Regions from separate parts of the Homo sapiens genome. Here region 1 is linked to region 2. Evidence: read pairs that join two places in POLR2A ChIA-PET (ENCODE). Cell type or tissue: GM12878. All regions are shown on one strand.

The links. ChIA-PET counts read pairs that join two places held together with the same protein. Peaks named below come from ENCODE experiments on the same cell type or tissue, not always from the same donor. Only the 100,000 strongest peaks of a DNase experiment are listed, where the experiment ranks them.
Region 1: POLR2A ChIA-PET joins it to region 2 with 15 read pairs; 2 of 35 experiments call an interaction of 5 or more read pairs at or near these places.

What each region holds. Positions count from the first base shown.
Region 1 is chr3:105,792,185-105,797,184 of GRCh38, reverse strand. All of the region lies in intron 3 of CBLB (Cbl proto-oncogene B), which reads left to right. Among named protein-coding and RNA genes, the nearest start is that of CBLB, 74 kb to the left of the region's middle. In GM12878, no CTCF peak of the experiment used is centred here; no DNase peak of the experiment used is centred here.
Region 2 is chr3:106,254,064-106,259,063 of GRCh38, reverse strand. No RefSeq gene overlaps it. Among named protein-coding and RNA genes, the nearest start is that of CBLB, 390 kb to the right of the region's middle. RefSeq lists an enhancer at 2,005-2,364. In GM12878, no CTCF peak of the experiment used is centred here; DNase peaks (open chromatin) are centred at 1,623, 2,283, 2,603 and 3,013; H3K4me3 peaks cover 4,457 bases; H3K27ac peaks cover 4,240 bases.

The sequences.
Region 1 (5,000 bases), 460 kb after region 2:
AGGTTGATTCCATGTCTTTGCTATTGTGAATAATGCTGCAGTAAACATATACGTTCACGTGTCTTTATCGTAGAATGATTTATATTCCTTTGGGTATATACACAATAATGGAATTGCTGGGTGGAATGGTAATTCTGTTTTAAGTACTTTGAGTAATCAAGATTGCTTTCACAGTGGCTGAACTAATTTACACTCCTACCAGCAGTGTATAAGTGTTCCCTTTTCTCAGCAGTGTATAAGATTCCCTTCCCAGCACCTGTTATTTTTTGACTTTTCAATAATAGCCATTCTGAGTGCTGTGAGATGGTTCCCATTGTGGTTTTGATTTGCATTTCTCTAATGATTAGTGATGAACATTTTTTCCTATGCTTGTTGGTTGCATGTATGTCTTCTTTGGAAAAGCGTTTGTTCATGTTCTTTGCCCACTTTTTAATGGGGTTGTTTTTTGCTTGTAAATTTAAGTTCCTTATGGATTCTGGATATTAGACTTTTGCCACATATGTAGTTTGCAAATATTTTCTCCCATTCTGTAGGTTGTCTGTTTACTCTGTTGATAGTTTCTTTTGCTGTGCAGAAGCTCTTTAATTAAGTCCCATTTGTCAATTTTTATTTTTGTTGCAATTGCTTTTGGCATCTTCTTCATGAAATCTTTGCTAAGTCCTATGTCCAGAATGGTATTTCCTAGGTTATCATCCACACTTTTGTAGTTTTGGGTTTTACATTTAAGTCTTTAATCCTCATGAGTTGATTTTTATGTATGGTGTAAGGGAAAGGGTCTAGTTTCAATCTTCTGCATGCTAGCCAGTTTGCCTAGCACCCATTTATTGAATGGGAAGTTCTTTCTCCATTGCTTGTTTTTGTCAACTTTGTCAAAGATCAGATGGTTGTAGGTGTGAGGTACTATTTCTGGGCTGTCTATTCTGTTCCATTGGCCTTTGTATCTATTTTTGTACCAGTACCATGCTGTTTTGGTTACTATAGCCCTGTAATATAGTTTGAAGTCAGGTATTGTGATGTCTCTAGCTTTGTTGTTTTTGCTTAGGATTGCTCTGGCTACTTGGGCTCTTTTTTGATTGCATATGAATTTTAAAATAGATTTTTTTCTAATTCTGTGAAGAATGTCATTGTGGAAGGAAGATAAATTTTTAAAAAATCACGGTGTTGGCCTGGCATAGTGGCTCACTCCTGTAATCCCAGCACTTTGGGAGGCCGAGGTGGGTGGATCACAAGGTCAGGAGTTAGAGACAAGCCTGTCTCTACTAAAAATACAAAAATTAACCAGGCATGTTGGTGGGCACCTGCAGACCCAGCTACTCGGGAGGCTGAGGCAGGAGAATTGCTTGAACCCGGGAGGCAGAGGTTGCAGTGAGCCGAGATGGCGCCACTGCACTCCAGCCTGGGCGACAGAGCAAGACTCAGTCTCAAAAAAACAAAAACAAAAACAAACAAATCACAGTGTTATGGTATTCACCATAAAAGATGAAAAACAAAAAACCATAAGCCAACTTTCTGATATTAGCCTCAGTTCATGGACTTCGGCTATTTCACATTGAGCTTTGGGCGACAAGTTTTGACAGAAAGTAGAGGTTCCTCTCCTGTGGTCATGAGCTTGTGTTTCAAGGAGTTAATGTTAAGGGTGCAGAAGTCTCTTTCTTCTTTATCCAGAGAATAAGGGGGAAATAAATACATTTTATACACACATACTCAACATATATCTATCCACATATTTATGCATATTTATAGTCATTAATATGTAATATTTCCACATATCTAACTAAGTATCTGTTTCTTAGATAAAGGAAATTATATGATGTATACTTGTGTTTTTGGTTTCTTTCGATCAACATTATGATGGTGAGATTCATCCTTATTGCTGCATATTGTTGTACTTTGTTAATTTTCACTGCTGTTTAGGTTTCTAGTTTGTGACTGGTTCATAATTGATCTGCTTATTGATGGACATTTGTTTTGAATAATGTTGCCATTGGCTCACGCCTGTAATCCCAGCACTTTCGGAGGCCGAGTTGGGCAGATCACAAGGTCAGCAGATCTGGACCATCCTGGCCAACATGGTGAAACCCTGTCTCTACTAAAATACAAAAAATTAGCCGGGCGTGGTGGTGCGTGTCTGTAGTCCCAGCTACTTGGGAGGCTGAGGCAGGGGAATCTCTTGAACCCGGGAGACAGATTGCAGTGAGCTGAGTTAGCGCCACTGCACTCCAGCCCGGCGACAGAGTGAGACTCCATCTCAAAAAAAAAAAAAAAAGTTGCCATTATTCAAAAGAAGGTTCTGTGCATGTCTTTTGGTGCATATATGCATGCATTTCTTCTGGATATGTGGAGTAAGATTGCTGGGTTGTTGGGTATGTATATACTCTGTTTTGGTAGAATGTATGTATATATTTTTAAATGTAGTTTTATGTATTTATGTGGTATCTGTTATTAACATTTTTTAGTCATTTAATAATGAGTTGTGGCTTGTTAATTGTTTAGCTCACAAGAACGTCTTGCCTACTTGTATTGGGGATAATACGATAAGGTACGCATAGTTTCAGTGGAACTTGTAGTTCAAAGACTCAATTCTAGCCCCTAGTTGGTTTGTGACATTGGGTCTGTCACAGCTTTAGGTTTGCAGTTTCACCTTTATAAGTAAGATCGAAATTAATAAATGATCTCTGAGGTGACTTCCATCTGTACAATTCTGTGATTATTTCAAAATATCCTAAAAGACTGTTACAGAAGTATGCTTTTTAAAAATATGCTGCTGACTCTGGGGAAACAAACTGCTCCGTAAGGTTAATGTCAGATTGTATCTTTTTTACAGTAATTAAGTAGTATTAGGTTAGGCAGAAATCTATTTGGATTTTTCAGTAGCAAGCCTGACTTTTAGTAATAGGCTAGTTCACATAAGACCGATATTAAAATAACAGTTTTTTTCTTTACATGGTAACAGTTGTCAAGAAATTTCACAGAAAATATTCATAATTAAATTAAAGCACTACAAGTGTATTACTTACTGTTAAGTAATTTGATGACCGGGAATTTTATGCCCAAATAAATCTTTGTATTTTGTGTTACATTTTCAGTTGAGTTCATTGAGTCAGATGGGCATCATCAGTCTTATTTTTAGTGTTGCATGGGTATATTTTAATAATTCATTCTTTTTCTCTTGGCCTTTTCCCATATATAAACTCTATTTGCAAGTTATTTTCAGAGTTGGAAAATAATGAGCTAATATTTTCATACTTCATATTCATAGATGAATAACTAGTTATTAGCAGGCCATATTTAATTTATTTTTGTAAGAAGCTTCTTTGTCACCCTTTTTTGCATTTCTTTTTCAAAGTTTGTAGTGTATATTGAGTTGTTCTTCACCTGTGATTAGAGGCATGTGGATGTACTGCAAAGTGGAACAGCTACACCTCGGATTTTCCTGAGAGTTGCTCCTGATGAGTTCCTTAGCACCCATTTGTGACGTGGAACTGGAAGTTATAATAGGCATTTTAGTGAATCTTTCATGAAATTCAGTTTATTTCATTTAAATGGATACTTTTTTTTTCCTGAGATTCTTTTCCTTGTTCTTCTTGTGTGAAAATATTAATGACAGGTAAATAATAGATTTTGTGTTAATGGTGTTATTTGATGAACTAAATAAGAGTCCTATGTCAATCCCTCCCCCTTCCTTTTTTTTTTTTTTTTTGTTAAACATTTTAGCATCTCTTAAAGCATCTGGAAACCAGAGGTTTATGGAAGGAACACCTTCCTCCATCAGTTCCTTATGAAAAGACTTGCTTCCTGCATCCCAGCTTTTCAGAGCCCCTTAGTTCATTTTACCCTTGGCTTATTACTCCAGGGCCAGCTTCCCAGAGAGTGCTGGGCATGCTTGTGTGCTCCACCAAGAGTTCTGCCTTTCACTTTCCTTCTCTCAGGTACCAGAATGTAGCGGCATTTCCTGTAGGATTCTGCAGCTGCTCCTTTCAAATCACTCTCTGGCCTTGTTCTGTGATGTTGCATTCAACATCCCACCACAGACTGTGTCAAGATCTTTCTCTTTTGATTAGAGGTTCTCAGGACAAAATAAGTTAACAGTGCTCGACTGACATTTTCCAAGGATATTTATGCTGGTGGAAGCAATCAGGGGAGGCCCTGATTGCTCTTTAATTATTAAGTTACAAGGAGATACATAAGAGGAGGAAAAATCAGTTCCAGAGGATAAAGCATCTTAGTGGTGCATTTGGAGAAAATACTTTTTTATTTCTTTACTGGTTGGTCTTACCTTTTTAAATTTGTTTCCTCCTTTCCTGACCTTAAGGATAGAACTAGACACCGCAGATGGATTGTTTGCATTTAGGAATCTCAGAGGTTAATGGTGATTGATGGAGATTATTGAGGGAGGAACTAATTTGCTCCTTTCTCGAATTAGGCAGAGGTGAGTCACACTTAGACTGAACTTGTGATGTGCCTGGTCCTCTTCCATTTCTTGTAGTGGGAGGAAGCAAGGAAAGAGCCGCCCTCTTTCTGACCTTTGGCAGTCTGTTGACCCATCGGAAGAATTTAATTTTTCTCCCAGGATAGAAATGTGGGGGTGGACTGGGGTGTGGTGATGAGGGAATTATCAGTCTGATGTTGATATTTACAAATGTGAAAAGTACACGCTGTCCCAGGACTGGGCTGTCAAAGACTAGGGGATGAGTACTTCAGGGTTATTGAGCAAGAGGGATGACAAATGAAAGTCCCATAAGTAGTTGCCCTTGAGGTCTGACCTGAGAGAGAAGCTAACTCACTCTAAAACAATGATGCTCCAGTCCAGTAGTGACGTTAGCAGCCTCCCCACTTGGGAGGGACTGACTGATAGATATGTGGTTTGGGACAACAGAGAGGAATTGCTTTCACAAATCTTTAAGTAAGTACTGAGATCTTGAAGATGCTTTAGATGTAGTTTTACCTAGAGGCAGAGCAATGAAAAATAAAGGATCTTTTGAGGGTCCTGCTAAACCAGT
Region 2 (5,000 bases):
TATAGCAGCATGATTTATAATCCTTTGGGTATATACCCAGTAATGGGATGGCTGGGTCAAATGGTATTTCTAGTTCTAGATCCCTGAGGAATCACCACACTGACTTCCACAATGGTTGAACTAGTTTACAGTCCCACCAGTAGTGCAAAAGTGTTCCTATTTCTCCACATCCTCTCCAGCACCTGTTGTTTCCTGACTTTTTAATGATCGCCATTCTAACGAAAACTGGATTCTTATTGCACTAATGCAAACAACTATATTGCCATAAGAATACTCATCGTTTCCAAATTCTAGAGGAACCAGGCAGAGAGAAACAAACATGCTCCAAATCTTGATTACAGGAGTGTATACCTTACTTAATTATTAAAGGCTGTAAATAGTTCAAAAGTTTCATTGACTCTGAAAAAGAAGGATCAGCAATATTCCAAGCAAAAGTCAAAAAGGTTGCTTCAGCTTCCTGAGTTCAGTCTATTTAATTAACTGTTGTTTTTCTTGATATTCGTAAACATTTCAGCTCTTCACAAGTCCTGCTCATTTTCCTTTATTAAAATGTTACAGTATCCAAAGTTATCGGAAGTCTGTATTTGAGAGCACCTGTTAAAATCTTATAGCCAATTATAAACCATCTTTTGAAAAGGATTAAAACAAGACAATAATTATCTGTGAATAGCAAAATGTCCAGGGTAGTCACAGTCAAAAACACAATTGACAACAAAGTTTGGTTATCTCCGTGGTTTACGATAACTTAACAACCTTAATTATGATTGATAGCATACACTTATACATTAAAATTTTAGAAATCCCATACAATTTTGGGACATATGTTAGCATTATTCACAAAAATATAACCTAAAGAAGATTGAGCATAATTTTGGCAATCCCATGTACCTAAACTTGTGAAATAATCCTGCTTACCTCTCTTTTCCGGACACTTCAGTGGCTCTCCGAAGTATTTGAAAAGCCAGGTGCCAGGGAAGACAATTTTGAAACTGAAGTTTGATTTGGGGAATGCTGTTAAATGTTCAAGATTTAAAACACTTGATATTACGAAATAGAAATCCAGATTACCATAAATTATTTATTTTGCCAAAATGATGACTCAGAAATTTTAAAGAAGCAAAAGCCTTTGATAACCCTTTACAAATTTTGCCAAAGAGAAGATTAGTACCTTAGAAAAACCTTGTTATGCTTTTATTTTGAAGCTCAATTTATATTGAGAAAAAACATGTAATACTTTTTTTAATTTAGTCAATATGCTCACACTGAGAACCTCTTCTGCAAGATTAATTTCCAAAATTTTTCCACCACTTCTTTGAAACTTCAGCTTTTTCCTAATTTAACTCAATATAATCCTTTAACCCTAGGCCAAAGTTTACATTTCCATGTCTTCTTATAACCTTTTACAAAACACATACACACACACACACACACACACACACACACACACGATTTTACTGTTCTTATACACCTTGCATGTAAATCTGTTTTCAGTAGTCTCAATTACATGTTATAATGGTAACTCCTAGCAATTGTTAACTTTAAGGTAAAACTTGGTACATTAGCTTTAATTATGTGCTAACTACAGTCAAGGTTTGCCTTCTTAGTTAAGGGCATGGTTAGTTCCATATATCCCCAGGCCTTACCAATTGTGAAGCAGGCAAGACAGACAGTTCTCAAAACCCAAAAAGCAGTTCGTAACCTCAAAACACTTAGCAAACCTTGCATCCGGCCTGCATTTTACCAATAGTCCTTGGGGCTGTTTTTATTTCTCAAAGATTACAGTCACAGAACTGGAAGGTACCATAGCTTTTATTTCTTAAAATTATTAGATCCAGGCACTTGTCTTTCTTTACGCCAAAGTAATTAGAGCTCTTCTTTTTTTTTTTTTTTTGAGACAGTCTTTCTCTGTTGCTGAGGCTGAAGTGCAGTGGCGTGATCTCAGCTCACTGCAACCTCTGCCTCCCGGGTTCAAGCAATTCTCCTGCCTCAGCCTCCAGAGTAGATGGGATTACAGGTGCACGCCACCATGCCCAGCTAATTTTTTGTATTTTTAGTAGAGACGGGGTTTCACCATGCTGGCCAGGGAGCTCTTTTTACAGACATCATACGTAGAGCACACACAGACAAGCAGAAGAAAAGTCAGTCGCTGGATGGGGCCCTTTAAGAGATAGGGCCACATGCAGATATCAAACCAGAAAGAACCATTCCCTAAGGCAGGGTTGCTAAACAAAACCAAAAAAACTTTAAAGGTTAATTTGTTGATGGGGTAGAGTAGGGGAAAGAAAAGAAACAGTTTAAAAATATCTGGGGAAGAACCTCTTATTCTTAGGCAAGTGGTTCCTCCGCTGGGGAGAAAAGTTTAATTACTGTCCCGTGGAGTTGAAACCGTTTGGCTGGGGAAGGGGAAAGCTGCTGCAGCATGGCTGGGAACCAGCCTGCTGGCTGTGTGGGACCCTTGGGCACCGCGTCCCAGCCCCAGCATGGAGGTGGGAGGGGCTGAGAGCTGTTGCTCCTTGGTTCTTCCTGAGAAAGGAAGGAAAAGGCCATGAAAAGGCCCCCAACCCCCAGGAGTGGAGAGGGATGGGGGTTCAAACCCCAGAAGCGACAAGGAGTGGGGGTGCAGTTTCTTGTAAGTTCAGACGTCTGAGGTTGAAAAGGCTTAGAAATCACAGTGAGAGGTTTTGAGTTCCCATTTCACTCACCACTTCTGGAGCCCCTCATTTGCGGCAAAAACGTTGCATAACTTTTCCTTAGTTCAGGTAAAAATGTGGGGGCTCTTGTCTGTCCAACAGCCATGAAAATTTAGGCTCACAGACAGTTTAAAGGGTGAGTAAAGCAGGGTTTTATTGGGTGAAAAGGGCCGGGGGGCGGGTGGGGAAAGGACACGGATCCTCCACACGGCCAGAGTACCCTGCTAGAGCACTTCCCACCTGGCTATTTGAATCTCAGGTTCCGCACAGGAAGAGGAGGGGCTGGGCTCCTCCGCATTGCAAAGGGTGCAAACTTTCTGAGGTTCCAGTCCAGTGGGCAGGCTGGTTAGAGTTCCTCTAGGGGCCCCCTCCCACCTGGCTGTCTCACTTACAACTTCCCTGTTCTGTATGATGTTGTCTATGAGTTTGTCATACATGACTTGTATTATTTTGAGGTATGTTCTTCTGATGCCTAGTTTCTTGAGGGTCTTTATTATGACAGGATGTTGAATTTTACTGGAAGCTTTTTCTGTGTCTATTGAAATGATCATATGGTTTTAGTTTTTAATCCTGTTTATGTGGTGAATAACATTCATTGATTTTTATATGTTGAACCAACCTTTCATCCCAGGATTAAAGGCTACTTGATTGTGCTGAATTAACTTTGTGATGTGCTGCTTGATTTGGTTTACAAGTATTTTGTAGAGGATTTTTGCATCTATGTTCATCAAGAATATTTGCTTGTAGGTTTCTTTTGTTGTTATTGTGTCTTTGCCACCTTTTGGTATCAGTATGATGCTGACTTTGTAGAATGATAGGGAGGAATACCTCCTCCTCGATTTTTTGAAATAGTTTCAGTAGAGCTGGTACCAACTCTTTGTATATCTTGTAGAATTTGGAGGAAATCCATCTGGTCCAAGGTTTTTTCTTTTCCTTTTTCTTTCCTTCTTTCTTTCTTTTTTTTTTTTTTTTTAGTTGGTATGTTTTTTAAATTACTGATTCAATTTTGGAACTCAATACTGGTCTGTTTAAATTTCTTCCTAATTCAAACTTGAGAAGTTGTGTGTTTTCAGGAATTTATCAATTTCCTCTAGATTGTCTAGCTTCTCTGCATAGAGATGTTTATAATAGTATCTGAGTATCCTTTATATTTCTGTAGGATCAGTTGTAATGTGACCTGTGCCTTTTCTGATTGTGCTTATTTGGATTTTCTCTCTTTCTTTGTTAATATAATTAACATTCTATCAATCTTGTCTATCCTTCCAAACAACTAACTTTTTGGTTTCATTGATTCTTCGTATGAATTTTTGGTCTAAATTCCATTTAGTTCTGCTCTCATTTTGGTTATTTATTTTCTTCTGCTAAGTTTGGTTTTTATTAGTTCTTGTTTTTACTAGTTCTACGTGTGATGTTAGATTGTTATTTTGAGATCTTTTTAATTTGTTGATGTAGACATTTAGCAATATAAAATTTCCTCTTAACACTGCTTTTGCTGCATCCCAGAGATTTTAGTATGTTATATCTCTGTTTTTATTTATTTCAAAGACTGTTTTGATTTCAGCCTTAATTTCATTTTTTACCTGAAAGCCATTTAGGATCAAGTTACTTAATTTCTGTCATTGTGTGATTTTCAGAGATCTTCTTGGTAATGATTTCTATTTTTATTCACCTTTGGTCTCAGAGTATGGTTGATGTAATTTTGAATTTTTAAAAACTTAACTGAGACTTGTTTTATGGTCAAGCATGTGGTTGATCTTTGAGTTTGTTTCATGTGCAGATGAGAATAATATATATTCTGTGTTTGATGAGTGGAGGTGTTTGTTAGGTCCAACTGGTTAAGTGTCAAATTTAACTCCAAAATTTGTTTGTTAATTTTCTGCCTTGAGGACCTGTCTAATGCTGTCAGTGGTGTGTTGAAGTCCCCCATTATTATTGGGTAGCTTTCCACATCTTTTCATATGTATAGAAATACTTGTTACATGACTGTGGTGCCCCAAAGTTGGGTGCATATATATTTAAGGTAGTTAAGTCTTTCTGTTGAATTGAACCCTTTATCATTATATAATGACCTATTTTGTCCTTTTTTACTGTTACTGGTTTAAAGTATATTTTATCTGATATAAGAATAGTAATCCCTGCTCATTTTTGTTTATCGTTTGAGTGATAAATTTTTCTCTAACCCTTTTCTTTGAGCCTGTGGATGTTGTTACATGTGATATGGATCTCTTGAAGATAGGAGATGTATGGGTCTTGTGTTTTTATCCAACTTGCCACTTGGTGCCTTTTAAGTGGGGTGTTTAGGCTGTTTTC